2 separate regions of the Mus musculus genome follow, and region 1 is linked to region 2. The links are chromatin loops, found by intact Hi-C in ENCODE. Cell type or tissue: heart. All regions are shown on one strand. Each heading gives the region's core, and the rest is flanking DNA. Links, peaks and the distances in the headings are about the cores only. Region 1 has its middle 39 kb from the start of A730036I17Rik. Region 2 holds the start of Zc3h8 (zinc finger CCCH type containing 8).

Region 1 (15,714 bases), core at 2,479-10,478, 310 kb before region 2:
TTTGGGTATTCCACCTCTTCAAATGGACTTTAAAAAAAAAGAAAAGAAAAGAAAAGTAAGACAGACATTAAGTGACAAGGTAGAATCTACCTCTGAGCCATCTGGCTCCAGGTCCAGAACCTTCAACACTTAGCTACCACAGAGGAGCGAGAGAGTGATGGTCGGGAAATAGCAAACCTGAGAAAGTCTGAACTATTCCTAGTTTAGCAAGTGAGAGCCACCTGGGCTGAGAGGACGAGTCAGTGTGAACACACTTGCTGCATAAATACAAGAACCTGCTTTCAGATCCCCAACACCTACAGAAAAGAAAGGCTGAGGAGAGTCACAAGTGCACCTGTAACCCTAGAGTTGTGTGGAGCAGAGACACCAGAATCCCTGGGACTTGCTGGTGGCCACAGAGACTGTCTAAAAGGCAGAGAGTGATAGCGCAGGATGCCTAAGGTTCTCTGGCCTTCACGTATCTATGCATATCACGCTTTCACATGCACACACGAGCACACACACAAACACCGCAAAAGTGGATGGGGTAGAAAGAGGGTCACTGAAAGAGGAAGTGCTGTCGTTTCTTCTGTAAGTACAGTGGTTAGGCCACTCAACTTTTCCTGCTGCTGGAAATAAGGGGCCAGAATTAAAGCACTGGCTCGGTTGCTGGAACTCAGCTCTCACATCAGCAGGCCCAGTGAAAGTGTGTGTTACTAAGACGGTAACAGGTGAAAGTGTGTGTTACTAAGACGGTAACAGGTGAAAGTGTGTGTTACTAAGACGGTAACAGGTGAAAGTGTGTGTTACTAAGACGGTAACAGGTGAAAGTGTGTGTTACTAAGACGGTAACAGGTGAAAGTGTGTGTTACTAAGACGGTAACAGGTGAAAGTGTGTGTTACTAAGACGGTAACAGGTGAAAGTGTGTGTTACTAAGACGGTAACAGGTGAAAGTGTGTGTTACTAAGACGGTAACAGGTGAAAGTGTGTGTTACTAAGACGGTAACAGGTGAAAGTGTGTGTTACTAAGACGGTAACAGGTGAAAGTGTGTGTTACTAAGACGGTAACAGGTGAAAGTGTGTGTTACTAAGACGGTAACAGGTGAAAGTGTGTGTTACTAAGACGGTAACAGGTGAAAGTGTGTGTTACTAAGACGGTAACAGGTGAAAGTGTGTGTTACTAAGACGGTAACAGGTGAAAGTGTGTGTTACTAAGACGGTAACAAGCACAGTCCACCCATTCTGGGGCTCTGCCTCCTGTCTGGGAGCCTGATGGAGGTGGCCAAAGTCGGTCACAACAAGCTCTAGCCATGGGAAGGAAGAAGAGAAGGTCACATGCCCTTACTCATCCTCAAAGAAAGCTTGGCAATGTCTGTCAGATCTATGAACTTAAACTGTATGTATGTGTGGGAGAGGTGACTTCAGTGTCTGCCACATATCCCTGGGAGTGACGCCATGCATCCCCAAAGTACAGATAAATGAGGAACGTCAGGGTTAAAACTAAAGCCTGCAGCAGATGACTCAAGTTGAGGTCCCTGTCCCAACCTGTCCTGCCCCAGACAAGCTCCTGAGGGCAGATTCCTAAGTCAAACCTTCATAGCCTGTTCCTACCTCCCCTCCCTTACTCCATATCCTTTGTTCCTCCACCCCTTCCCCTGCAGTTCTCCAAGGCAACCCAGAGGAGCAACTCCTCATTCAGTAAAAATCTCGGGATGCTGCAGGCACTAGAGACGAGGATGGTGGGCCGAACAGCCTGACCCCCAAGGATCTGAGGAGCTAGTGGTGACTTGTCGCAAGTACATGTTTAAGGCCCCACAAGAGCCATCTATGGTCAGGAGCTGAGAACACAGAAGTCTAGCCAGCGAGGCAGGATGCCTTGAAGCCTTAAGTGGGAACAGGAATAGCAGGAGAGTCAGAGGGATGCCTTAGGAGAGCCTGGGCAGAGTGTATAAAGGCCCTTTGGCCACCTCTCCTCTCTTTTCCTCCTCTTCTTCCTGTTCCCCTCCTCTCCCCTTTCTCCTCTCTCCCTGAGCCCCTCAGGTATTTTGATGGTTTATACCTTTGTCCTCTGCCCAGGAAGGAAATTCTGTGAGGTTTTATAATATTGGCTTTGCAGTGGTTTCCAGGACCTTTCCAGAAAAGCGTGGTTCTTAAGGTATAAACAATATAGCTGAAGAAATATCGCTACCCTCTCAGGGATGAATTTGTGTCCAAAGACACAATGCTGGTGGTACCTGAGCTGTGCCTGAAAAGTGTAACCCTGTAGACTCTGGGGCCCAGAAGCACTCTGAGGAGAGGCCTTAACAGTGCCAACCCTGGGTGTTTCTGGGATACACAGGAAGTAGGAAAAGGGAACTGCTATCCTCGTTCTAAACGCTCATACTTCCTGAGAGCGAACCTGGAGAGCTGCATTGTTAGAGCTGTCCCTTCAAAGGTCCACTTTGTCACCTCCAATAGGCAAGGTCAGTCTGAGCCACCACATAATGACAGTCATCTCCACTAAGACAAACACTGAACAGTGGGAGAGAATTAAAGTCAGGACTCAGAACTCTGAGGCTCCAGGGCTGCGTGTGAGGCTCCTATCAAAATAATCCAGTTACGAGATGAGTTTTGGTGTGTTTTGCCACGTCTGAATCATCTGCCACAGTGACTCAGGATGACAGGACAGTTAGTGAGACAATCCAACCCAGCCTAGCAAGACGATCCAGCCTGGCAGGCTTTAGAAATTTTGAAACACAAAGTTCAAAGAAATGCTATTTTTAAAAGACATATTTAGAAATAAAATCATATGTAGACACGATGTAACCCTGGGAGGGCTGGTTAGAAGATTTCCATTTCTTCTTGTTACACACATTTTCAAAAGGTTCAATGGCCACCAAAGATGCCTTCTAAGGTAACAGCTATACTGGCCCCTGAGTGAATTCTCGAGCCCCAAATCAGTTCATTGAGAATTTTCAATGTGGCCAGATGTGGTGGTATGTTGTGTCCGGCCAGCAGACCACAACCTGGGTTCTAGCCTGGAAAGGCATTTTGGAAACCTGGAAGAGAAGAGGGGCTAGGTGGCGAGAGAAAAGAATGTAGCCAAGACAGTTACTCTGATCAAGGCTCAAATTTTATTGTTGCGACACTAGTTATGAAGGAAGGGGGAGGGGACCCGATTCCCGCCAAATAATCTCTCGTCCAGTAGAAAGGTGCACATGTGTGGCTCCGCAGGTTCCAGCAGTGGGCGTGGCAGAACGAATGAGCAGGAAGCTCCACCCCTGAGCAAGCAGGTTTCAGGCTGGGGGAGGGGAGACTACAGTGGTACATGCCTTTAATCCCAATCTCTAGGGGGCAGAAGCAGGCCAGACTCCATGAGTTCGAAGCCAGCCTGGTCTACAAAGCAAGTACCAAGACACGCAGGGCTCCATAGAGAAACCTTATCTCAAAAGGGGGGGAGAGCAACAAAAAGTTTTCAATGCTTTTTTTTTTCCATACATTTTCAGTTTTCTAAAAACTGTCTGGAGCAGGAGATGGACCATGTCTAGCCAGCCCATGTCTAGGACCGAGTCAGTTGTGAAAAGACAGGCAAAGCACAGATTCAAGATTAAGTCTGCCCTGGGTACCCCGAGCAGGGCTACTTTACAGTTCCTTCCTGCTCTACACCAACCCAAGGCCAAGCAGGAGACGCTCGGGCACGGTATACACACACTCCATCTGCTCACCCCCAGCAGAAGAGGACCTGACAGGACATTATAGCAAGCAAGCCCCACAAGTGTCAGAGCAGAAATAAGGTCCCTCGTGACAGCAGGGGTCTCAGCTCTAAGGTCAAAAGGTCCTCCTCCTTGGCCACTGGCATCTAAAGACTCCCACTCAGGAGTCCTTTTTAGTAACCATTGAAAAAGTCCTACCCTCTCCTGCAGAGCACAGCAGATGGGTTGGGATGATGGACCAACCAACAGCTATCTATCTGTAAAGGGTGCTTACAGGACGCCAACAGTCAGCTGGTGAGCAGATCCCGTGGTGGCGCTGAAGACCCGAATGTCCCTAATTTTGAAAGCAAAATCCCAAGACTAACCTGAATTGGAATTCATAAACAATGTCATTATCTCCATAATTTTAACAATCAATATAATTCCCTAATCAAAATCAAACAGGGGAATTAAATAAAGATACAAGCAATTTATAGGTGTATGTATTTCTACATAACTATGTATTTCTGTACTTGGAAACAAAGAGTCTCTGTGAATTTCCCAGTGCCTCTGTGTGGGTCACTACTGCTCTCCCCCATAGTAGCCACAAGCCACAGAGCTTCTCAGCCACAATGACATGGCTCCTCCCAGCTCTGCTACAAAAAGCAGAGACTGCTTCATCCCAGTCACTCACGTTCTGACTGTAGGGGAGGAATCAGGAGGCAGGGTCCAGGCTAGCCCATTCTTACTCCACAAGCAAGTCATGAGGCTTCTGTTGGGATGAACACGGATGTAGATGAACCCCCGTGGCTTCTGAGATATGCAGTCTCCCCCCCCACAGTGCTTGGCCACATATGCTGTAGAAGGAGCCCACAGAGTGCACAGAGCAAGGAAGCCTCTGGCAGCTTCATTTCCTCAAAATCCCCAGGTCAAGAGGTCAAATTTCTTTCTTTCATTGTTCCCCTTGTCACTGAGACCTGTCTTTCCTTCCCTTGCCGTATGTAATGACGCCTAACAAATGTCCTGGGCAACTCAGCCTTGCCAAGAGCTCTCTACCACTGCCCATCAAAGACAGTGTAAGCGACACAGCATGTCCTTGCAGCCCTGGGAATACTCAATAATCAGTCCCCTCCTGAACATCTGGGGTATGGGAGAATGGTGGGGAGAAGCAGGCATCTGGGAAAACCCCCAAATCTACTTTGCAGTCCAGACCCTTAACCTAGGTTTCTATCTTAGGATAAAATCAGGGATGGACCAACAAACTCCAGGAAGCCACCCATGGATTGTCCCCATGGACCCTTCCCTGTGTGGTCACAACCATCCTGCCTCCCTGGGCTTAACCCAGAAGTATCCTAGGGTCTCCCAGAGGAAAACCAGCCACAGCCTCTTACAAATCATCTCCTGCCCGGTCCCCAGAAGCCACTGGATGCTTGATAAGCGAGGGCTGTGCTCCCTCCCTTACTATAGGCATTGCTTCCAGACAGCAGGATCGCACTCTAAAGCAGAGGGTAAGGTAGGACATGAGGAGGAGTGTCATCCATGGTAGCACCTTTTCTACACAGTCCTAACTCCTGCTTTTTGTTCTTGTGTTTGCTTTTAAGAGTCGGGAGCAAGCATCTGGAAGATTTCGACCCCACGGTGTCCAGAAGTCGGTTAATGGGCCTGAGGACCTTGCAAAGTCCTGAGCGGGTAGAGTACCAGTGAGTCCCGCTTGGGTAGAGAGTCAGAGCTGCTTAGAGAGACGAGGCAGAGACTCGCTACCAGCTCAGGGACTGCTCGAAATAGCGAGCTGAGTGCGAAGTGAGGAAGGTGAGGTAGGTGGTGGTTTGGAGGTCTGCAGAGTGCACCAGCTGGCTGGAGAAGAGGGTCTGGAGGAAGCCACAGTGGAAGGCTGCCCCTGATGATGTAGCACAGGTCCAGCTCCTGGACTACCCTCTGGCCAGAGTGAAACATGATGAATACAGATTCCTGCCCAGCGCAGGAGGAGTTGGAAGCCAGAGGGGGAAGGATGGAGAGGGCACACCCATGGGCTGTGTGTGCACCTGCATGGGAGGACAGGCTTCTGAGTCTGTGGGTTAGGAGGGAAGGCCTAAGGGAGGTGCAGGGTGAGTGTGACCCCCCCAAGAGGCTTCAATGGGGGTCACTAGAGAAGTCTGATCCAAAAACAGGTCCTCCTGTGCCCCTGAGCATGCTCCCTGAGGGTGACCCCTTGATGGGGAAAAGCCAGGCAGTCCTGCCAGTGTCCAAACCCTCTGGGGACTGAGGCTCATATCCACCTGCGGGAAAGAAGCTGCCTCTTTTAAAACCACAGGATGCATACGAGTAGTTTGGGTATTTGGGGTTGGTTGACTGGTTGATGGGTTGTTTTGTTTCTTTGGGGTATTTTCTTTGAAACAGGATCTTCATTATGTAGCCCAGGCTAGCTTAGAACTTGCCATTCTCCTGCCTCAGCACTCTGTGATAGGATCCTAGGATGTCCCTCATAACCAGGGCACATCCTATAGTTTTTATTTTCAGTGCTGGGCTAGTACCCAGGACCTCATGCATGCTAGACAAGCTCGTGTATGGAACTTTAGAGATAGTATACCTCTCCACTTTGCCCAGGCTCTGCTCCTGCCTTCCCTCGGTGTGACCTGACTGGCTCAAAAGAGTGATCAGCGCAGCCATGGCTGAACACAGCAGAGGACTAGGCGAGGACTAGGCCCATGCGCCCAGCCCTACAGTCGCTGCCCTGGACTCCTCCCAGTCCTGTTTTCAAACTGGAGAGCTGGCTCCAGACAGTTTTCCTGTCTCTAGACTTCAACCTCCTCACCTGTAAAAATCTGAGATCCTGCCAGCCGACATGACCAGGCCAAAGGACCACTCAGATGGCTACATGCTAGTCGCCTTAAGCTTTATAAGTCTCTGCCCAGATCCAGCTGAGCCTAAGATTGCCATATTTCTCTGTAACTCTCAACCTCAATGGTCTGTGGGAATCTCCCAGGTTTTCTGTTCAGTATGCCACAGGGAATGTTTTCTTTTCTTTTTCCCCAAGACCCATCAGGTCACTGACCCAGAATCCCATCTTCTCAGGCTTCTTCTCCGTTGACCCCAGACATCCATGACAGCTGCATGAGGCCCAGTCCAGCAGTCAGGCATGGCATGTCTGGAGAGTGTTCATGGTGAGGACTGAGGTGCCAGAGAGAGGCCAAGTCCCAGAAACAGAATTGATGGCAATCCTTCCACTAAAGCATGTTACTGTCATTTAGTAGAATAGCCAGCAGAGGGCACTGTAGGACAAGGTCAGGAGGCACTTAGACAAAGCTGGGGAAAATCAAATGGTTGGGCACAAATGGAGACAAATTAGATCTAGACAGGCTAGGGAAGTCTCGCTCGTCTCCTCTCTGGTTTACCCCTCCTCACCTGCCACATAGCACTTAACATCTCTTTTTTAGTGGAGTTGATGGCTTGTAGCCCATAACAGCTCCAATGTCCCTCTTCCAAAGATAGCACCATGAACCTTCCTCAGACCCATATGGGAAGGCGACACAGAACATTAGGGGATACAGCACATGGGGAGTGGGAGCCAGAGGAGGAGGGGAGGGACGGGACACCCATGGGCTGTGTGTGCGCCTGTGTCTGTGCCCAGTAGGAGGGGAGGAAAGGCTTTGGGGAAGCCTAGCGTGAGGGTGACCCCCCAAGAGGCTTCAGTGGGGTCTCTAGGGGAGTCTGGTCCAAATCAAACCCTCTTGCTTTCTGTGTGCCAGGGCCCCAGTCCTCACTCCTCATCCTGATTCCCCCCAGGAAAGTTCACACTCTTGTACAGATGTGCCAGGTGTGTGTGTAGCTTCTCCGGATGCTTAGACTACTCTGGAGAACAGGGTCAGGAGACAGCAGTGGTGAGTAACATTGGGTTCCCCACTGTCCCTGGCCACTTTTGTCTGTCAGCCCCCAACCAGAGGACTCTGAACCCCAGCCACTCCCTTAGGTCAGATTAAGACTAAACCCAGAACAAAGAGGATACACATGGGCTGTGTGTGACAGAGGCAGCCAGAGAGTCAGGTGGCCAACCTTCCATAAGTCACGAGTCAATGACTCAGACCCAACAGAGCTAACAGCACACCTGAGGTTGTTTGAGCTCAAAGCAAACAAGTTCCGCTCTCTCATGGATGAGAAAGTGTGCCTTCCACACACTAATTTCTCAGGGCAGGTGGGGAGGGTGGGAGAGGAAGCCCACTATGGGAATCACTTGAGGACCTCAAGTTAGAAAATGGGGACCTTAGTCCCAGCTTGATCCCTATCACCTGTGTGATTTTGGACAAACTTCTTAACTTTTTACATCTCTGCCTCCTTGTGTAGAAAAAACAGATCTCCATATGTCACATAGTAGCTGAGATTCCCTTCCAGAAGACAGAAACATGGCAACCCTCCTGGCTCATCCTTCTCTTTCTCCCAGATGCTCAGCTCCTGGGACAGCTCGGGAACTCCCAAGCAAGTCCTCCAGTCCTGCTACTTCTTAAGTTTGGCAATATTCCCAAATTTGAGGTCTCTAGTATAAAGAATGCCTACACACACACACACACACACACACACACACACACACACACACACACACACGAGACAAACTCTGAGAAACTCACATACCTTGTCTGATGAGTCTACCTCAACAAAGAATGACTGAATACTGGCTCACCGTTCTGCCCCAGGGTGGAAGCCATGGGGTGTTGATGGCATAGGCAGTAGCTGGAGCTGGCACCTCTGGAATTGACAGCACAGGGATGGTGGGGACCAGTGTATTTACCCACATGGAGCTTTCTGGAGTCCTGGAGGGGCTGAGAGAGCCCTGAGCCAAGAGAACCATGCCATCCCTGGTCAGGGAGGGTGGGGAGGTCTATGTGGTAAGACTAGTGTGGCAGTGATGAGGAAGGGTCACCAGGCCCAAAAGTAGATCCCTGTCTCCAGGGACAGGCAAGCTAGTAGAGCCAGCAGCAGCCATAGGTAAGGTAAAATCTAGGGTCAGGGAGCCTCCCATCCATGAAACACAGGACATCAACAACTGCCCTTACTATGTCCACCTGCCTCAGGACTGTCTCTTCTGAAAGAAAGAGGAAAGAAAGAAAGAGGGAAAGGAGGAAGGGAAGGAGGAAGGAAGGAAGGAAGGAAGGAAGGAAGGAAGGAAGGAAGGAAGGAAGGAAGGCAGGCAGGCAGGGAAGGGAAGGAAGAGGGGCTTTTGTGTGTTTACCACAATCAGGGCAAAGTAGGACCTCCAAATTGTGGGCCTCTACCTGTGGGGCAGGGTGCAGAAATGTGGAAGTATACATGGGCATACAGTCCAAGAAGTGAGCTGGCTGCTGCCTGCCTACCTAGTGAGAGTCTAGTGAGACATCCCTGGGCCAAGGAACCAGGATGTTTCTATCCACAGCACCCCCAGCCAAGCCAGACAGTAAATGACCAATGGTAATTGGGGGAGTGGGGGAGGGGTCCCTTCATGTGAACTCTCAGGCAAGCCTCCAGAGCTACACACAGTGAAGAGCCCCAAGGACATGGAACAGGACCACCGTCACCACCCACCCTGTCCTTTGATCTCCTGGACCTGCCAGTCACTTAGCTTACCCACCCCATGCCCCCAAGTCCCCCTCAAATACATTACTGTCTCTTAACAGGAGGATGTAAGTGGTCCGGCCCCATCCACTCAGAGACTCCAGGGAGGCTTTCCCACAAGAAATGACGATTCATAGACCTCTTCCTCAGACAAAGCTTGGACCAGGAGAGGCCAGCCCTCCTGCTCTTTCCACATACACACCCCTGTACCCTGGCTCCTCAAACTCGAGACAGCAAGCAAGTAAGTTGTGATGGCCTGGGAGGGACAGGGATCTAGGGTCATGGCTATGCTAGGCCGGAGGGCATCCAGCCTCCCTCCGCCTTCACTACATCATCCCCTATTCTGGGCCCTCGGGCACAAGATGGTAGGAAAATTGGAGTTGAAAGACCAAGAAATTAGAACCCAAGATGCAGGGTGATGGGGGTAAAAAGGCCTTTGTTCCTCCCCTCTGAGTGTCTCAGGGTCCCCTGGGGCCATAAAGGAAACCAGGGCCCCTCCCTTCTGTGCACACACTCAAACGTCAGTACAGCTGTAGTTTGTTGGCCCAAAGCACTTTCCCAACTACATCCATCTTACCCAGCAAGATGGGGATGCCTGCCTAAGGCAAGGTACTGATTTCCCAACCTCCCAGCTCTGGGCCTCCCAGGGGTCTGCTAACTTGTCTTTCATGGCTTTCAAGCCCTGGGTGTCACCTACAACCTAGGTTCCATAGAAGAAAGCCAGAGGTCTGTGTAAGCCTTGAGGGAGATGAACAGGGAGGGGCCTGGCTGCCTGCTACCTGGGAAACAGGGATGAGCCAATCAGAATCTGTGATCTATGGCCACTCATATCTTTCTCCACATATTTCTCCAAGTCCTTCAAAGTGTTTCTTTAAGACAGCCCTGCAGAAGACAGTATATTGTCCTGCATGTACGTAAGCGTGCACACATATACCTGCATGCATACCCACATGCCTGCATGTTTATGTCCAAGGCATGGGTGTTGGGTGTTGGCCTAGAAAGCATGGACCAAAATCCTCAGCAGAAAATGGGGTAAGGTCTATGGTGACTGGAGGTCTGTGGTTTGCTCAGGAACACCAACAGACAGATCAGGGATCCTGGGATTCCAGCCCCTCGCTGACAGATGGACATGACATCAGCTGCATCTTGGAAGAGGCTTCAAAAGGACACAAAGAGGTTCCCGTGATGATAGCCAGTATCACACCAAAACAGAGTCAACAGCTGAGGGGGGGTGGAAGTGTCCACCAGCCCTGAGGAGAGCCTCATGGCCTGGAGTGGGTTGAAACAAGTAGAACTCTGGTGTGGCCTTAAAGACTGATGGTCTCCAGATGCGGTAGTTCTCTAATTATACTGAATGTGAGGATAATTTCTAAAAAGTCCTAAAAACTTTCTTGCTCATTCTGAGTGCTAAAAGCTGCTGGCTTAAGCAAGTAACACCTGTAGCCTAACAGCAGGGGGGGTTCAGTAATGTGGCCTTTATTCTATCTCAGCAGGAACTGTGTGGCTCTAACTTTCAGCCTGCTAGTTGAAGTCGCAGGAAGAAAAAGAAACACTTTGAAAAGTGAATGTAGCATTTATTTCTAAGTTGTAAAAAGTTTCCTAGGGGGCTGGTGAGATGGCTCAGCGTGTAAGAGCACCCGACTGATCTTCTGAAGGTCCTGAGTTCAAGTCCCAGCAACCACGTGGTGGCTCACAACCATCCATAAGGCGATCTGACTCCCTCTTCTGGAGTGTCTGAAGACAGCTACAGTATACTTACATATAATAAATAAATAAATAAATAAATAAATAAAAAAGTTTCCTAGGGACGCTCTCTAAGAAAAGGGAAAGGGGAATGATCACAGTGATCCTACCTGGGACAAGGGAAATCCGTGCTCTGCTCCTTGTCCTCAACACCTATAGAATACATGATCACATGGTTAAAAGTTCATCACAGCTGGGCGGTGGTGGCGCACGCCTTTAATCCCAGCACTTGGGAGGCAGAGGCAGGCGGATTTCTGAGTTCGAGGCCAGCCTGGTCTACAAAGTGAGTTCCAAGACAGCCAGGGCTACACAGAGAAACCCTGTCTCGAAAAAAAAAAAAAAAAAAAAACTTTCTTAAGTTCATCACAAGTTCACACATATTCAAATCATAAGTCAAATAAGGAGCTTACAACAGCGAACGTTTACACGCAGATCCATTAGGAGTAATTATCCCACTAAACCTTCATCACCTGTCACAGCTCCACAGGGTCATGGAGAGTTAAAAATCATAGCTAACTTATTAGTGAAGTTTTGTATAGATAAACCCAGCCAATATTTTATCTTCTGTCCTAACACCTATAATAAATCATCAGTTCCCTTTTTATGACCTTTGGTTAATGCTTTTATAGCCTCTTGGAACATGCTCTGAGGAGTAGAGTGCCTGCTTACTATCAGAAGTGACACTAAAGACCAGCAGAGTTCTCACTGCCGTTTTGACTATCAGAAAAGGACCTAATAGCAGCCCCACTATAAAAGAGCTTAATAAATACTGATATAATTTTAGGAATTCTTATAGGATCGTCATTCAGAATTAAGAAGTCATCTATTTGTCTATATAGCATCACTACAAGACAGTTTATCTTCATTGTTCTGCAGAGATCTGCTCAAAAGGGTGGGCTAATTCCTAGTGCTGTTATACATGCTTAATAATACCAGGAAAAGCATATTAATAGCAGGAATCTTTCCTAAAATGGTTTTCCCCTGGGCCTTGCCTATTGGAGCAAATCTGTCATAGATTATTTATTAATCCAAAGCAGACTCATCTCAGGAAGATCACCTGCTAGTTATAAGCTTGTTGGCTCCTGACACTGAGGCAACACCACATGACCTCTCTATACCACGTGACCCCTCTAGCCTCACTGGGGGCAGCCTGGGCTTAAGACCCAGACATCTGGGGAAGAAATTCACCCTGTGCTGAGAGCCACCCTTGGGGTCAGCAAGGTTACGGGTTACCCTGCAGTGGAGGCCTTCCTCCAGAGCTCCTAAAGCCCCTCCAGCTCTGGATAGGTAAGGCAGGACACACTTGATATTATGGGAACAGCTGCAGTCCCCCCCCCCCCCCAGACAGGCCCAGAGGTCTCTGGGAGGGAGAATCTAGACAGTCAGCAGTCTACCAGGCCAGAGCCAGGCCCTTGAGGACTGCCTCCGTCCCCAGCTTGCCCTCCCTCTCCCGGCAGGTGGAAGAGCACATTGAGCACACGGAAGCAAGAAAAGGTGACCCTCTGAATGAACCTGCTGGGGTAGAAGCTCCGTGTCTCTCCGTGACGTGGGAGGAGCGCATGCGCATGTGCACGCATGCGCTCACGCACACACAGCCCCCTCTCAGCCTCCTACAGGCCTATAGACCTTGACTATTCTTCCCCACCGCTATTCTGTCCGGCTAGCATTTGTCTTGTGGTGTCTATTCAGATAGCCAAAGCCACTCTCCTCTCAGTCCCTCCTGCCTCCAGCTGCCTCCCCTCTGTCGCGCCTTCTACCTCTGCCTCTTGAGCCTTTACTCCAAAAGGAAGATGAAACCATGGACATCCAGTGGCCCATTTCCACGAGAGCACACATTCAGCAGATTCCCACAGAGTGAGTCAAACACCAGTCCTCTGGGGAAAGAGTCTGGGAGTTGTTGATTAGGGTTCCAGAGTAGCCACAGCCTTCCACTCAGTAGAGCTCCTGCACCTGGCAGGGAAGATGGGGTCATAGTGTGTCGTAGTGTGTGTCACATAGTGTGTCATGCGGATACCCAGTGCTCACCAGCCATTCCAGCATCGACTGAACACAAGAGTCTCTCATAGGCTAGGGACTTGTATGCTTCAGAAGGGCCAAGCAAGATCCAGGTTGACAAGTGCCTGTTTGCCTTTCACTCGATCCTCCCCACCCCCACCCCAACCCCCAAAATCCAGCATCCAAGACCCTGCTGGTAGGGACCCAGTAGGAGGGCAGAATGCCCTTGTAACTGCAAAAATGATAAAGAGTAAATCCTCAGCTGGGCCCAGGGTTTCTCCACATGTGTGCTAGGATGCGTGATTTCACATGTCTTAGCATGTGGAGTAGGTGGATATGTCTGAGTATGTATATAGGTGGGCAGAATGGGAGTGTGTGCCTACGCATGCGTGTAAGAGTGAGAATTGGTACATGTGGCAATACATGCAAGCAAAGGTTGAGAATGGGTGCATGTGTAAAGACATACATGTGAGCGTGTCAAATAGGTGTGTCTGAGAACACGTGCATATAGAGTGGGTGCTAAAGTCTGTGTATGCATCATGAGAGTGGACAGATTTGGTATGTATGTCTAACTATGTATGTCAGGGTGCAGAAGGGGCACATGTGCCTGAGCCTACAAGTATGCAGTATTGGTGTACACGTCTGTGTTTACATGTGAGCGTGCATTGTGGATACCTGTGTACTAGTGAATTTACACAGCAGTCACTCACAACCTCCTTGCTTAGAAACTTGTCAGGAGCATTCATGTTTGAAAGGAGATGTGTGATTGACAGTGTACAGGGTTGTCAGTTTCTGAATGGGGTCAAGGCGTCCATGCTCAGACATGGGCTTGTCACAGTTGAGTAGCACATGTCACTAGGTGAAAGGCAGAGATTCTCTGGGGAAATCATGAAAGGGATTTCCTACCAATGTCTGCTATCAGTGTTTCTACTTGACAAGTCACTGCCATCTATAGAATGTGTCCCTATGATGCCCATGCCTGGCTGTGTACCGAGAGGAGTCATTGTGTGTTACTGTGACACATGGGACATTTAAACGCTGACCTACCCCCATCCTAAATGTCCATGTCACTTCTGATGCTAGTCATGCTTCAGGCCTTGAGAGGAGACCAATCCCCCTGTCCTGGTCCTGGCTGGGCTCCCTGGTGGCCTCTGGTGGCTCATCCACACCAGCCATCACCAGAGTGAAAAGCCAGCAACCCCTTCCCCTGTCACCTGCATACTATCTGTGTGGCCAAGCTGTTCCCTTGTCCCTCAGCAATTTGGGGCACAGGTAACCCCACCCTGCATTCCTATCCCTGCTGCCCTCCTCTGAGGGTGGGGACAAAAAGATGCCATCTCCTCCCCTGTTCAGGACAGAGGCAGTAAGAATCAAGGAAGGACACCTAATCTACCCAGGCCATTTCCAGGACTTAGGCAGCCAAGGACCTCCTAAATGGAGGCAGTTGGGAAGTCAAGCAAACATGGGAGTTCAAGGTAGGGACTCTGTGCTTTAACAATAAACAATAAAGCTATAAAAGAGTCTTTCGTAAATACCTAAAGAACCTGGGCTCTTCTTTATACACAAGTCTAGAATCGGTCAGTAAATTTCCCAGCTTTAAAAGAGAAATTGCTGGAGGGGTGATGAGATTAGAATCCTAGTCTCTGGGTACCAAAGGGAGACAAAGAAGGCAGAGAGAGCAACTGGACCACCTAGTGCAGAGAGTAAGCAACCAGATGCGCTCCCCAACCCCCTACCCCCACACACACCACACACACACACACACACACACACACACACACACACCACACACCACACACCACACACCACACACCACACACATCCGCTCTTACAACAAAACAGCCACTTTTCTCAGGAGCTCCGACCTGGACCATCCAAGGAGACTTAGATGACAGGTGTGGACTCGTTAAAGGAAGACAAGTCTGAGGCTGGGAAGATGCCTAAGTGGTTAAGGGTACTAAGGACCCTTCGAGATGACCCAGGTTCAATTTCCAGCAACTCGTATGGCAGCCCACAACACCCACAACTTGTTCCTTGGCATCCAACGCCCTTTTCTGACCTCCACAGGCACCAGGTACACAAGTAGTTCCCAGATATATTTGCAGGCAAAAACACCCATACATGAAAATAAAATTTTAAATAAAATAAAAAATTCAAAAGAGTTCTTTAGGCTTATGGTTTATTTTAGATGAACTGCCATCATCAGGCCCTCCTTGGTCTTGACCTTGGGCCTTGACTACAGGGGCAGGGGCCGCACTCCAAGCCACTCCAAGAAGAGATTTTGCCATATATCAGGTCTCATAACTGCCCTCCAGGTAGGTCCATCATTTGTAGAATTTAAAGGTGTTCAGCCATTACACAGTGCTAGAACAACCTTGCCAGTCTTACAGAGTAGAAGAATGGGGCTAGGCCCAGGCAGCTGGGCACCAACGTCTTCACTCTAAACCACTAGGCAACACCTCCTCTGCCCAATGGCCTCACAAGAGCCCTCTGACTTTTTCATGTCCTAAAAGATCAAGGAAGGCTGGGCAAAGGTTCTCGGCTTAAAGGAGGCTAAAGAATTATGACGATCAATTGCAACCGAGTTCGACTGCAGGGACATAACATAGTGCTGGGATCAGTGTTACATCTATAAATACAGCTGGAATTAGAGCACTAGATTAGAGGGAAGTTCTGTCTTGATGTAAACCTAAGATACAGATGGCTTTACTGCAGTAATATAAGAAAATATCCTGAGTCTTGGGA
Region 2 (15,714 bases), core at 3,544-11,543:
GTAAAAAATAGTGCTTATGTGTTTGGGGAGATAGGCCAATTAGTTAAGAGCTTGCCATTCAAGCATGAGGGCCTGAATTGGACCCCTAGAAGTCCCATGAGAAGGAGCTAGCACACACTCTTAATCCCAGCACTGGAGAGGCAGAGACAGGTGAATTCCCACTATCATACCACCTGAACTTGTCAACCTCCAGGCTAGTGACAGACCTTGTCAAAAAACAACAAAAAAAACCAACCCACCACTCAAGAACCAGCAATGTCTAAAGCATGTACACGCATGCGTGTGCACACACACACACACACACACACACACACACACCCACACACACACACACACCCACACACACACACACACACACACACACACACCCCACACACCCCAATTGTGTTTGTGAAATAATCCCAATTTGACAATACTATGTTATATATTTAGTAAATTTGCTGGATTTTTTTATTTCTTATTACTAATGCTGACCTCATAAATATAACTTGGGAGTGTTCCCTTTTCTATTTTCTGTATGTGAGTATATAGAAGTAATATTTCTTAACAATTTGCCCACAGTAAACTATCTTGACCTTGTGATTTCTCATTTCTAATGCAGAGAGCTTCTGAGGTTTTGAATTATTTGTTCCTGTGCTGAATATTTGGACCCAGACCTTCGGGAGCGTTCAGTAGTGTGCTCTACAGCTGAGCCAGGAGTCTAACCCTGCAGCATCTGAGTATCCATGAGCAAGCTCCCACTGTTTGTGGCTGAAGATTTCAAGTGCACAGAGCCATTATGCTGACTGGGCATCCTCTGTACTGTTTGTGAAGTCGATAGTAAAATCCTGTTTCAATTTTGATTGGTAATTTTTTCTCTCCTTTATCTTTTCAGTTTTGGCAGATATTTATTGCTTTTATGAACATTTCAAAGTGTTTGCGATATATTTACTTTTCTTGATTCTTGTTCTGTTAACTTTCACCAGCTTTATACTTTAATATCTCTTTCTTTCTGCTTGTTTCTCTTTCTAATTTTTTTTTTTTTTTGGAGGAGGGAGAAGCTAGCAGGGGTGCTTAAGACAAGGTTTTTCTTTGTAGCCATGGATGACCTGGAACTTACTCTATAGACCAGAATAGAATCTCTCTAACTCACACAGATTTGCGTGCCTCTGCCTCCCAAGTGCTGGAGCTAAAGATATGTGCACCATGCCTGGCCTTCTTTTCTAATTTCTTAAGGTTGCAGCTTGGGTTAGTATTTGAAATCTTCTTTCCTAATGTATTTCAGGATTGGAAGTGTTGGTGAGCACTACTTCAGCAGCGTCTCACAGATTCTATTATGTTCCATTTGCTTTTCACTTTCTTGACATGGTTTTAATACAGCTACACTGAATACACCAAAAATCTAGTCATAGTGGGTGTATTAGTCAGGGTTCTCTAGAGTCACAGAACATATGGATAGTCTCTAGATAGTAAAGGAATTTATTGATGACTTACAGTCGGCAGCCCAATTCCCAACAATTGTTCAGTCGCAGCTGTGAATGGAAGTCCAAGGATCTAGCAGTTACTCAGTCTCACACAGCAAGCAGGCGAAGGAGCAAGAGCTAGACTCCCTTCTTCCAATGTCCTTATATTGTCTCCAGCAGAAGGTGTAGCCCAGATTAAAGGTGTGTCCCACCACACCTTTAATCCCAGATGAAAGGTGTAGCCCAGATTAAAGGTGTTCCTTAAACTCGGAGATTCAATCTTCTGGAATCCATAGCCACTATGGCTCAAGATCTCCAAACCAAGATCCAGATAAGGATATCCAAGCCTCCAGATAAGGGTCACTGGTGAGCCTTCCAATTCTGGATTGTAGTTCATTCCAAATATAGTCAAGTTGACAACCAGGAATAGCCACTACAGTGGGTTAATTTTTGCTTTCAACCACACAAATACATGCACAAAATAAATAAATCTAAAAAAAATCTCATTGCTAGATTTCTTGTTTGGAGTTTCTTAAATAATAAACTTATAATGGCTAGTGACTTTTCTGTTTTTGTTTCCAAAAAAAGGTATTACAGCATTTCCTTCTTATTTATATATTCATTAACTGATTCATGGAAAGTTGGCCTGAATCCAAGGCCTTCCACATGCACACTGTCATTTGCCTGCTGGTTCACCTGGCTGATGTAGTACAATGTACAATGTCCAGGCTAGCACTGATGTAGCTACAGGAATTCTGGAAGACATGGCTCAGCTTGCCAAATGACATGTTGCAAATCACCAAGTATATACTTTCATCTAGGTATACATGTGCCCTTTATAAGGTGTATTAGTCAGGGTTCTCTAGAATCACAGAGCTTATGGGTAGTCTCTATATGGTAAGGAAATTTGTTGATGACTTACAGTCTGTAGTCCAACTCCCCAACAATGGTCAGCAGCAGCTGGAATGGAAGTCCCAGGATCTAGCAGTTGCTCAAGTCATATTTCTGCCTAAGGGGATATGTTTATCCTATGTTCAACCAAGAGCATGCTAACATTTCCCCAAATAGAATAAAAAATCCCATCCCTTTCCCATCCTTTATTATAATGGACACAATGAGATATCAACTTAACTGCTATGAAAACAACTGTTAGATATCAAGGGAATGGGGAGAAAAACAGGAAAGAGATAGGGTAATGGGAAGAAAGTTCTTTATTATTATTATTTTATCAGTAAGTATATTTTAAAAATTTCAAAATAGCAAAAGCTCTTTGATGTTAAACATTAAGAAAATGCTAATTTCTGCTTTTGAGACAGGGATCTCGGGAGATGAAGATGTAGAGAGATAGTGGAAATCCTGTTTCAGGTGGCAGATGTTGTTGGATCCGCTACCGGAGGATTTAACTTAGTATGACTTATAATTTGGATGTTAGTTGTTGCTCCCAGCAACTGAGTTACCATTGATTCTGAACTAAGTTTATGTGGTGGTTATCTTCATACAACGGCTCAACTGGGTTCCAAAGAGAAAGAAAATTGTTTGAAGCCCACGTAGGCACAGCCTGTGTGCAGTCAGTTCCTGACGACGGGGACCCAGGTAGCCAACGACCTGTGGAGCAGCATGCCCAAGTTTTATTGTGACTACTGTGATATGCATCTTACCCATGATTCTCCATCTGTGAGGAAGACACACTGCAGTGGTCTGAAACACAAAGAGAACGTGAAAGACAATTCCCAGAGATGGATGAAAGAGCAGGCCAGAGCCTGACTGACAAAACAACAGCTGAATTTCAACACGGAAAGATCCCTCCAGCTCTGTTCTCTGCTCCTTCGCCTGCAGGGGCCATGGTCCCACCTCCCCCAAGTCTCCCAGGTCCTCCTTGGCCGGGCGTGATGCCTGCATCCCACATGGGAGGCCCTCCTATGATGCCAATCATGTACCCACCTCTTCCTGGCATGATGTCTCTGGGACCACCTCTTGGGATGAGACCACCCATGGGAGGCCACATTCCCATGATGCTCGGGCCTCCAATGATGAGACCTCCTGCTCACCCTATGATGGTGTCCACACGGCCTGGCACGACGTGGCCAGACAGATAAGAGCAGAAGCGCTCTTTATCATTTTGTATTTCTTGTTCTGTTTCACCAGGACATCTTGGTGCTGAGCCTGAGAGTTTACTAGATGGATGACAAGGAAACTCCCCTTCCTAACAGAATACTTCTGGAGGGAGTGGTAATAACAACAACAACAAAAAATGTGGTTTTCACTTATATTGTGAAATGTAAAAATAAAATCATCAGCTCTTTTAGTTTAAAAGAAAAAGAAAAAAAAAGAAAATGCTAATTTCAAGCACAGTGAGAAAAATTATCAATAATATTTCCATGATATTTGTAGAACATGATTTTAATATTTTCAACTGTTAGTATTCAACAAACAGAATAATTATTTTAAGATATATTTCATTGCTATGTCTCCCTTTTCATTTCTGATTTTATTAATTTGGATACTGTCTCTGTGCCTTCTGGTTAGTCTGGCTAAGGACTTATCAATCTTGTTGATTTTCTCAAAGAACCAGCTCCTGGTTTTGTTGATTCTTTGTATAGTTCTTTTTGTTTCTATTTGGTTGATTTCAGTCCTGAGTTTGATTGCTTCTTTTTGTTCTAAAGCTTTCAGGTGTGCTGTCAAGCTGCTAGTGTAAGCTCTCTCCAGTTTCTTTTTGGAGGCACTTAGAGCTGTGAGTTTTCCTCTGACCGCTGTTTTATTGTGTCCCATTAAGGTTTGGTATGATGTGTCTTCAGTTTCATTAAATTCTAAAGAGCCTTTAATTTTTTTCTTTATTTCTTCCTTGACCAAGTTATCCATTGAGTAGAGTGTTGTTCAGCTTCCATGTGTATGTGTGCTTTCCATTGTTTTTGTTGGTATTTAAGACCAGCCTTAGTCTGTGGTGATCTTATAGGGTGCATGGAATTATTTCAATCTTCTTGTATCTGTTGAGACCTGTTTTGTGACCTATTATATGGTCAATTTTCAAGAAGGTACCATGAGGTGCTAAAAAGAAGGTATATTCTTTTGCTTTAGGATGAAATGTTCTATAAATATCTGTTAGATCCATTTGGTTCATAACTTCTGTTAGTTTCACTGTGTCTCTGTTTAGTTTGTGTTTCCATGATCTGTCCATTGCTGAGAGTGGGGTGTTGAAGTCTCCCACTATTATTGTATGGGGCTTAATGTGTGCTTTGAGTTTTAGTGAAGTTTCTTTTATGTATGTGGGTACCCTTTCATTTGGAGCATAGATGTTCAGAATTGAGAGTTCATCTTGGTAGATTTTTCCTTTGACCAGTATGAAGTGTCCTTCCTTATCTTTTTTGATAACTTTTGGTTGAAAGTTGGTTTTATTCGGTATTAGAATAGCTACTCCAGCTTGTTTCTTGGGACCATTTGCTTGGAAAATTGTTTTCCAACCTTTTACTCTGAAGTAGTGTCTGTCTTTGTCACTGAGGTGCATTTCCTGTATGCAGCAAAATGCTGCATCCTTTTTTTGTATCCAGTCTGTTATTCTATGTCTTTTTATTGGGGAATTAAGTCCATCGATATTAAGAGATAGTAAGGAAAAGTGATTGTTACTTCCTGGTTTTTTTTTTTGTTTTTGTTTTTTTTTTTGTTAAAAGTGGAATTACGTTTGTGTGGCTATCTTCTTTTGGGTTTGTTGAAAGATTACTTTCTTGCTTTTTTCTAGGGCATAGTTTCCCTCCTTGTGTTGGCGTTTTTCATCTACTATCCTTTGTAGAGCTGGATTTATGGAAAGATATTATGTAAATTTGGTTTTGTCATGGAATATCTTGTTTTCTCTGTCTATGTTAATTGGGAGTTTTGCTGGGTACAGTAGCCTGGGCTGGCATTTATGTTCTCTTAGGGTCTGTATGACATCTGCCCTGGATCTTCTAGCTTTCATAGTCTCTGGTGAGAAGTCTGATGCAATTCTGATAGGTCTGCCTTTATATGTTACTTGGCCTTTTTCCCTTGCTGCTTTTAATATTCTTTCTTTGTTTAGTGCATTTGGTGTTTTGATTATTATGTGACAGGAGGAATTTCTTTTCTGGTCCAGTCTATTTGGAATTCTGTAGGCTTCTTGTATGTTCATGGGCATCTCTTTCCTTAGGTTAGGGAGGTTTTCTTCTATAATTTTGTTGAAGATATTTACTGGCCCTTCCTACCTAGGATAATCTACCCATTATCCTTAAATTTCATCTTCTCATTGTGTCCTGGATTTCCTAGATGTTTTTGGTTAGGAGCCTTTTGCTTTTTGCATTTTCTTTGACTGTTGTGTCAATGTTTTCTATGGAATCTTCTGCCTCTGAGATTCTCTCTTCTATCTCTTGTATTCTGTTGGTAATGCTTGCATCTATGACTCCTGATCTCTTTCCTAGGTTTTCTATCTCCAGGGTTGTCTCCTTTTGTGATTTCTTTATTGTTTCTATTTCCATTTTTAGATCTTGGATAGTTTTGTTCATTTCCTTTGCCTGTTTGATTGTGTTTTCCTGTAATTCTTTAAGGTAATTCTTTAAGGGAATTTTGTGTTTCCTGTTTAAGGGCTTCTAGCTGTTTACCTGTGTTCCTGTATTTTTTTTTAATATTTATTTATTATATGTAAATACACTGTAGCTGTCTTCAGACAGTCCAGAAGAGGGCATCAGATTTCGTTATGGATGGTTGTGAGTCACCATGTGGTTGCTGGGATTTGAACTCAGGACCTTAGGAAGAGCAGTCAGCGCTCTTAACCACTGAGCCATCTCACCAGCCGCCTGTATTTCTTTAAGGGAGTTATTTATGTCCTTCTTAAAGTCCTCTATCACCATCATGAGAAGTGGTTTTAGATCCGAATCTTGCCATCTGATTATCTCTAGTGCTACCTGCTCTCACTATATCTGACTGGAGCCTATCCTTCCTGTGATCTTGGTTGAGTCAGAACTCCTCAGAGTCCAGCTGTCTCTGTGATCCTGTGATTCTGGGATCCTGTGATCCTGAGATCCTGGGTGTGTCAGAGTTCCTGGGAGTCAAGCTGCCTCTGGAACCCCGAGATCCTGGTGTGACCAAGGTTCTGGGATCCTGTGATCATGTGATTCTATAATCCTGGGTGTGTTAGAGCTCCTTTGAGTGGAGCTTCTTCTGGGTGTTGTGGGACTGGCTGAGGAGTTTGCGCCTAAGGTCTGCTCAGGGCACCATCCCAGACTGGAAGGAATTGTGCCATTGGCGGGGTGGAGTTCACATAGATCCTCTGGGTGTTGTGGGACCGGCTGCAGTGTTAGCACCCAAGGTCTGGAAAGTTCTTGCTTGGTGACAGAGGTATCTGGTGACATGAGGCAGTTTCCTTGCCAAGTAAAAATTATCATCCAAGTGTTGCAGAAACCGCAAGGTTTGGGGCCAGTCAAGGTGACCCTCAGTGCAGTCCAGAGACTCAAAGTGAGGTATATGAAGCTGCTGCCAGTCTAGCATGACACACTGCTTTAGGTTTAACTTTTCAAATAGAAGTAAGTATATATGGATTCAGAGTATAGCACACCCATAAAGCAACAGTGCTGTCTTCTTTTTGGGAAGTGCCATGTTGCACACATGCCGTGCTTTCGTACAATTAGCAGCACAGTCACTGATTTTCCACGTCGCCATCATCACCCAGAAATAATGTGTCTACGCTGATGCTGCCACAGCTGCAATGTCACGAACGTAATAGGAGTTTTCATCTTCACTGTAAGCCTGTGGGACCAGTCAATTGTGCAGCCTGTCACCGACTAAAGCATCATTACACAATACACAATTGTACTAACACAAACACACATGTTCCTCGTCCAATAATTTTTTTATTGATGGCCTGTGCTTATGGTTGGTATTGTTATACCTTTTTTCTCCGCCCTTTGTCACATTCCCATTGTCCCAAGTTGATCTTGACTCCTTGGCTAGTGTAGTGGGTAGCCCTTGGGGCACAAGCATTGTTGCTTGTGGTAGTGGTTTTTCTGTTTAATCTTAGAACACTGGATTGTTTAGCCCCCACCCTGCCTAAGAAATTGTCCTTCTTTCTAGATACCTTTTTACTAGACCTCATTGTGTGGCTGGGATAACTCAATATTGGGGCTCCACCAGTCACCAGCGTTCCCTTTTGAAACTGTATTTATGAAACACTGTCATGGCTTTTAATAGAAGCCTTCCTGCTTTGGGAATTGATTACTCTAGATTCAATGCCTTTGGATTAGGAATGGTTATCCTCCAACCCCTCTCCCTCCAGATTTGTCACAGGGAAATTTTCGCTTCTCACAGCTGACATATTGTATTTGATTAATGTATAATGTTGTAAATTGACATGCTTCACTGATTCTGGCAAAGTTTTAGACTTTTTGGAAAGATATTTGTCTTTTATTTTTGAAATTCCCAATCTTTCTCTTCTCAGCCTATGATTTTCTTGTTTGTTTGTTTTAGATTTATTTTGTTTGTTTTATGTAAGTACGCTGTTGCTCTCTTCAGACACACCAGAAGTGGGAATCGGATCCCATTACAGATGGTTGTGAGCCATCATGTGGTTGCTAGTAATTGAACTCTGGACTTTTAGAAGATCAGTCATTGCTCTTAACCTCTGAGCCATCTCTCCAGCCCCTCAGCTTGTGATTTTCGATGTCTGGAGCAAGTACTACTGCCATCTAGTGGTAGAAACAGCTTAATGTCTGTTAATTGTAATGCAGAACTGTCCTCCACAGCAAATAGTCCAATCCCAATGACAGTTGTGCTGAAGTTGAAAAGACCACTCTAAAATCTGTAGATGGGAGAAGGAAAATCAATTGTTTTCTGGGGCATCACAAGGGCCCATGAAAAGCGTCAACTCCTATTTATACCCCAGACTCCCACAACAGTGAGAAATGCGGCAAGATTTGTTGGCAATTGCAGGGAACCTCACGACAGAACCTGGCAAACCCTGGGACAAAGTCTTCAAGAGGTTGTCAACCCTCTCATCATGCCAGGCACTTCCTTTTCTCTCATTTTGTAAAATGTCATAAAACTTGACATTTGAACCACACAAGTCAGTGTCATTAGTCACACTCAGACTATTGTGTGCCAGTCACTAGTACTGGTTTCCAGACTTTTCCATCACCCAGACAGAAACTGTCCCACTCTTCAGCATCTGGTATGCCCATTTTACTATCTCTAAAGATCAGAAATTATAGACATCTGCCCTTTTGAGTATGTTTACTTCATTTATTGTACTGGTTAATTTGAGTATGTGTGTGATGGTTTGAGACAGGGTTTCATGTAGCTCAGGTTGATTGTTCTCTCTCTCTCTCTCTGATTTATTTTATGTGTACAGATGTTTTGATTGAATGTGTATTTGTGCACCACATTTACACCCAGTGCCCTCAGAAGTCAGAAGTCAGAAAGGGCATCGGATACCCCAGAATCCAGAGTACAGAAGCTTGTGAGCCACCATGTGGATGCTGGGAATCCAACCTAAGTCCTCTGGAAGAGCAGCCAGCTCTTTGGGATAAATCTACTACATATATATGTGCCCTTTTATAATTATTTGAGAATACTAATATCTTATGCATTTGCATGTCATCTTTTTTGCCCTGCCCAATCTGATTTCCGGTGTCTGCATATCTTTCACTCTATTATGAGCATTTATTTTTATTTTTTATTTTTACTTTTTTGAGAGGTCTCTCTACATAGCCCTGGAACTCACTAAGTGTAAACTCCTGAGACACACGAGTGGCCAGGCCCCTCTTCTAAGCACCTCCAACTACCAGGTTCCACCCACACAACACTTCAACTGCTCTAACTGCTGGACCCAACGCCCGCCTGCCCTGCAGACTAAAAAGCCCAAGCGCTGGACTGGAAACCCCACCAATCTTCACCCTGGAAATCTCCATCCTGGGAAGCTCCTGCTCCCTCAATCCATAGAAACCCAATCTTCTGCTTAGATCTCTGCTGCTTCTCACCCATGCAGAGGCAGCAGCCTTCCCTGGGGTTTTCCCTCTCAAAAAAAAAAAAATCTCTTGTCTAAGGTTTGTTGTGCAGTGTGACTTTGTGGTGTTCCTTGGTTCTGGACTGCCAGGATATCTTTCCCCTCAGAGCTGCAACACTTTGGGAAAGCTTTCCCCCTCAAAGATGTAATATCTTCATCTGAAAGCTGCTAGAAGACTGGCTTCCATGCAGCTAGGACTAGGGTATTAAAGTTCACGCCCACAGAGACACATTTACTTCAATGAGGCCACACCTCCTAAGAGTGCCACTCCCTAGCCCAAGCATATATAAACCATCACATTCCACTTCCCCCATAGGTTTGTTCAAATATATGAGTCTATGGGGGCCATATCCATACATAGTATAATGTAAAATACATTTAGTTCAACTTCCAAGTCCCCATAGTCTATAGCAGTCTCAACAATGTTAAAAGTCCAAAGTTCAAGGTCTCTTCTGAGATTCATTCAATCACTTAACTATAATCCCCAAAGTAAGACAGGAAACTAGCTGGGCAAACTCCAAACTCTGCATCTCCATGTCTGATGCCAAAGCGGTCTTCAGATCTCCAACTCCTTTTTCATCTTTGTTGACAGCAATAAACTTCTTCTCCTGGGCTGCTTCCACTCCCTGTTAGCAGCTTTCCTCAGCAGAAAACCCATGGCTCTGGCATCTCCAACATCTTGAAGTCTCCAAGGCAACTTCAATGTTACAGCTTCTTGTTCCAATGTCTGGGATCCACACACGATCTTTTGGGCTCCTCCAAAGTGTTGGCCTCACTTCTCTAGCTCTGCCCTCTGTAGCACTCTCCAGCTTGATCCACTCCACTGTTGTTGCTGTTCTTGGTGATCATCCCATGGTACTGGCATCTCTAATACATTGAGGTCTCCTGCTGCAATGAGGCTTCATCAAGAGCCTCTCATAGGCTCTTCATGGTGCCAAACCTCAACTCCTTTGCATGACCCCTTCAGTCCTGGGCCATCAACTGCAACGGAAGCTGCACTATCACCAATGGCCTTCCACGGCCTCACAGTGCCAAGACTCAACTGTTTTTTCATGACACCTTCATGCCTTCAAAACCAGTACTACCTTGGTGACTCTTACACATTACCAAGTACAGCTGCAGCATGAGGTACAACCTTGGCTATCTCTGGAACACAGCTTCTTTGTGCTCTCAGAAAACACTACCTGGAAGATTTCACCTCAGTGATGCTGGTCTCTTCTTAATCAGCACTAATTTTTTAGTTCCAGCTAACTAGCATCAATTGTCCCAGTAATCCCTTCTATTCTGGACTCTAAAGCCAGAGCCACATGGCTGAAACTGCAGAGTTATGCTGCTTGCAGGAGCTGAAACATGACCCTCTTGTTCTATGACATTATCACCAGCTTTCTGTTTTCCAACTCCTTCACTGCCTAAGCTTGGCTGTCCTGGATCTTGCTCTGTAGACTGATCTTGAACTCAGAGATCTGTATGGTTCTGTCTCCTTTAATGCTGGGATTGAAGATATGTATCACCATGCCTGGACTTAAAACTTTTCTTCACCTAGAACCTGCTCTGTTCAAGGCTGGACATAAAGTCAGAGATCTGCTTGTCTTTGCCTCCTGGAATTAAAGACCTGTACTTTGCTGTGTGGATCTTGGCCTAAGGTCAACACTTCCTTAATTCAATTTAACCTCCTTGAACATAAGATTCAGTTCCATTTCACTTCCTGGTGCCCCTTTAATGTCAACCACATATTTTGTATTTTTCCTTTCAAAGCCTGCTACACTTATTCAAAAAAAAAAAAAAACCTCTTCATGAGATTTAACCAGAGAACAAAGTCTATGTTGGGCTTTTTTGAGACTTCCTTTGTCAATGCAATTAATATATATATTTACCTTAGCCCCACATAGACTCTCAGACAAGGGCAAAAAGCAGCCACATTCTTCACCAAAATACCACAAAAACAGTCTCTATGCCACAAACTGAAAATTCTTCTCTGAAACCTCTTGGGCCTGGTCTGCACAGTTATTCTCAGCAAGTCTTCCATATTCCTACTAGGATGGTCCATTAAGCCCCATTTAAAACATTCCACCGCTTTCCAAATCCAAAGTCCTGAAATCAACATTCTTCCAAACAAAAGCATGGTCAGACCTATCCCTGGTACCAGCTTCCATTTTTTTTTTTCTTGGTTTTTCGAGACAGGGTTTCTCTGTATAGCTCTGGCTGTCCTGGAACTCACTTTGTAGACCAGGCTGGCCTGGAACTCAGAAATCCACCTGCCTCTGCCTCCCAAGTGCTGGGATTAAAGGCGTGCGCCACCACGCCCGGCTACCAGCTTCCATTTTATTTAGGGTTTTACTGCTGTGAACAGACATCATGACCAAGGCAACTCTTATAAGGACAACATTTCATTGGGGCCGGCTTACAGATTCAAAGGTTCAGTCCATTATCATGAAGGAATGAGCATGGCATCATCCAGGTAGGCATGGTGCAGCAGGAACTGAGAGTTTTGCATCTTCATCTGCAGGTCTCTAAGACTGCACCCCCCCACCCCCCCACCCCCAAATAGTCTTAATACTTAGTACTTTCTATTGAATTTGCCTGCTTTAAATATATTTATGTGTTTACTCAGAAGAGATCGTCTAGGTTCCTTTTTGTGCAATTAATTTTGCTTGGTCACCTGTCAATTTTAAAGGGGCTGGAAGAGATATATGGCTCAATAGTTAAAACATAAAGGTCTTGCGTTCTGTTCCCAACACTCATGTCAGGTGGGTTACAATAACTGGCCTCCGCGGGCATCTGCACTCATTCTCTCTGTCTCTCTCTCGTACATATAAAAATAGCACAGCTTTCTAAAGAAGAATCCTAAAGATTATTTTAATTTTTTAACGACATTGTAGTGCTGCACTAAGGAACGAATCGGACATAAGTACAGAGAGTTGCGCGTGCGCAGCTCAGGCACCGAAAGCCTCCCCACCAACGGTGAGAACTGCGCATGCGTGGTAGGGCTGGCCAGGTCGCGCGGAGTCGCGCCCAAGCAACATGAGCGCGAGCGCGTGCGCGTGCGCTGGGCGGAGCGTGTGGCCCTTGGCGCGACTGTAGCCTCCGCTTCGCTGGTTGTTCAGTACCTGCTCGGCGTGGAGAGGAACGGTCCCTGTCTGAGTTATGGATTTTGAAAATCTCTTTTCAAAGCCCCCCAATCCGGCCCTCGGCAAAAAACCGGCCGCCGACCCTGAGGAAAGGTGATCCCCACGTTCTGGTCCTTTGCAGGGCACCGCTTGGGCTCCGCCCCCTCGCTCCTGGAAACCGGCGAGCCCTGGCTGGCGCGTGGGCCGGGACCGGAGCGGGGAGGTCGGAAGGGGAAGTGGGGTGGAAGTCAGAGTAGGGACTGCGGGCGAGGGCAGTGGCCGGGCGGCGGGAGGAGGCCCCAGCCTCTGAATCTGCCCCCAGGGGCCGGCTGCTCCCCTTGCACGTGCGCTTAACGTGTTTGCTGTCAGTCACCTCCGAGGTGGCTTTGCCGGCACCTCGAGAGTTGAAGGATACATAGACTGCTCTGCCAGTGATCCTGAACCAGAACTCCCAGAATAAAGCAGCAAGCATCATTTCGGCTTAGTTTTTCTGTTAATTTGGAAAAGCGTGTTGTTAATCTCGTACTTAGTCAGAGTGCGGGATTTCTGTGCAGATACCCACTCACTTTTTAGGTTTTTTTGGTTTTTGGTTTTTTTTTTTGGTTTTTTTTTTTTGGTTTTAATTTTTCGAGACAGGGTTTCTCTGTGTAGTCCTGGCTGTCCTGGAACTCACTCAGAAACCCGACTGACCCTGCCTCCCAAGTATGGGATTAAAGACATGTGCCACCACTGCCCGGCCCACTTTTTAGTTTTTTGAGTTGATAATGCCCTCAAACTCCATCTCTCCTAAATCCTTGTCTTCTATGTTCTCTCTTTCCTCAGTGGAACCCTTGACACATCCTTCACGAGTTTTTTTCCACCCTCATTAAGATAACATTACAGTGTTGGGCTGGGCCTATTAATCTCAGCATTTGAAAGGCAGGCAGATCTTGGGAGACTGGGACCAGCCTGGTCTAAATAGCAGGTTCCAAGCCAACCTCAGCTACATAGGGGAAACACTGTTTCAAGGGGAAAGGATATATGTATATGTTCACTGCTCAGTCTCAAATACCTTAGTGGAAACTGTTAGCCTAATTGGGCTACCATAGCTTTGCTGTGTAATTAATGTGAAACTTTTTTTAAAAAAGATTTATTTGTTTTATGTATGTGAGTACACTATAGCTGTACAGATGGTTGAGAGCCTTCATGTGGTTGTTGGGAATTGAATTTTTTTTAAGGACCTCTGCTCGCTCTGGTCAACCCCTCTCAATCCAGTTGGCCCTGCTCCATCAGTCCCTGCTTGCTCCGGTCCAAAGATTTATTTATTATTATACATAAGTACACTGTAGCTGACTTTAGACGTACCAGAAGAGGGCGTCAGATCTCTTTACGGGTGGTTATGAGCCACTATGTGGTTGCTGGGATTTGAACTCAGGACCTTTGGAAGAGCAGTCAGCGCTCTTACCTGCTGAGCCATCTCGCCAACCCTAATGTGAAACTAAAAGTTTCACATCAACCTTAAGAAGAAAGTGATGGTCTCACATTACAGATGAGAAAATTGAGGCATAGAGGATTAAGGTGCTCAAGTTACTTCATTACATATGAGTTCATCACCCAGCTTCTAAAGCAGAATCATTCATGGAAATTAAGTCCTGTTGATACTGTGAAGAAATGGACACATTACTTGCAGGTGATAACATGTAAGAACAACAAGAGAAATGAATTATAATTTTTAACATGTATGAGAACTGAGTAAGGTTAAAAAAATAGTTAACACTTCAAACATGTATAAAACAATATACCCACTTACTAAAGTTTGGCTGAAATATGTAAGGGATACTTGGATTGGCCAAAAGATAGGTGAAAACGGGTCTGAAAGTAAGGTGTGTGTTTGTATGCCTGCTTTTCACTTTGCCTTTAGGTCTTTTTCAAGGTTTTAGATTTCTGTATTTTTCTCTTAGTTTGTCTTTTGATTTTGCCTGTAAACTTTTTTTCAGTGCACTAAAACATGTTTTGGTTTTTTTTTGTTGTTGTTGTTTAATTTATTTTATATGTATGAATGTTTTGTCTGCACCAGGTGTGTCCATTGTCCTTGGAGGCCAGAAGAGGAAAGTAATCTTACCTGTGGTTGTTAGTCACCAAATAGGTGATGGAAATCAAGCTAGGTCCTCTGGAAGAGCAGCCAGTGCCCTTAACTACTAAGCCATGTCTCCAGCTTGAAGCAGGGGTGACTTTGTTCCTGATAGGAATATTCATTTATTTAAAACAACCTCTACTGGCAGAAGACACGTCATTCAGGGCCATGGTGATAGAAAAGTAAATGAATAAAATACAGAGAAATGCAGGTGGTCATGAATTGTGTATTATTGAGGTGGACCACAGATACGAAGTTTAGATGATAATGAAAGCCATGGAGGAAATGAAAACGTGGGTGAGGAGTTAGGAGGTATTTGTGGAATAATAAGGATTGTGTGGTAAAGAAGATAGTTAAGGAAGAGTCTTACTGAAAGGTGGTTTTCATGGTGGGTATCCAGGTAAATCAGTTGAATGGGAAGTTGGCTGTTTGGTTGTTAAGGGCTTGGATTTGGAGACAAGGATATTGGAATTAGCTGTATAAGATGATATTAGAAGCTGGAGGATTGAAGGATATCACAGAGGATGAAAGCTTAGAAAAAGGAAAGGCGAGGACTGGCTCTGTTGAGAGTTGCAAAGTGAAGAGCCAGCCGAGGAGATTAAGAAGTAGCAACAGGGCATAGTGGTTGACTTTAATCTCAGTACTGAGGAGGCAGAGCTGGTACATCTCTGAGTTTGAGACCAATGTGGTCTGCATTTCAAGACCCTCTTTTTTTTTTTTTTTTTTTTTTTTGCCGCAATAGGAGAAATAAAAACCCAGGATGGCTCAATGTTGCTAGAGTTGGCTTGCTGGCTTATGAGTGGGTCAAGGGCTGAGGATCATGGTTCCTGATGGAAGCAGAGGGAGCAGTAGAATGACAGCCTGTGGTTTAAGGCACAATTCTCCCAACTGTTATTTCCTATCCCTTCATCTTGGGTTCATTTTGAGTTCTGCTACAACAGTGGTTCTCAGCCTTCCTAATGCTGGGACCCTTTAATGTAGTTCCTCATGGTGTGGTGACCCCCAACCACAAAATGATTTTTGTTGCTCCTTTATAACTGTAATTTTGCTGCT

What was found. A loop is a pair of places that touch in the nucleus more often than their neighbours do. Peaks named below come from ENCODE experiments on the same cell type or tissue, not always from the same donor. Only the 100,000 strongest peaks of a DNase experiment are listed, where the experiment ranks them.
Region 1: a loop joins it to region 2, with 15 times the contacts of the local background. A loop is called at or near these places in 23 of 42 quality-filtered maps.

Annotation. Positions count from the first base shown.
Region 1 is chr2:129,250,183-129,265,896 of GRCm38, reverse strand. No RefSeq gene overlaps it. Among named protein-coding and RNA genes, the nearest start is that of A730036I17Rik, 39 kb to the right of the region's middle. In heart, for the core only: a CTCF peak has its summit at 6,911 (motif pointing right); no DNase peak of the experiment used is centred there; H3K27ac peaks cover 2,346 bases.
Region 2 is chr2:128,940,796-128,956,509 of GRCm38, reverse strand. Zc3h8 (zinc finger CCCH type containing 8) reads left to right here and starts at 12,490. Exons shown (of 9, transcript NM_020594.2): 1 at 12,490-12,662. The coding sequence starts at 12,586. It also overlaps the pseudogene Gm14028. In heart, for the core only: a CTCF peak has its summit at 8,124 (motif pointing left); no DNase peak of the experiment used is centred there; H3K27me3 peaks cover 1,077 bases.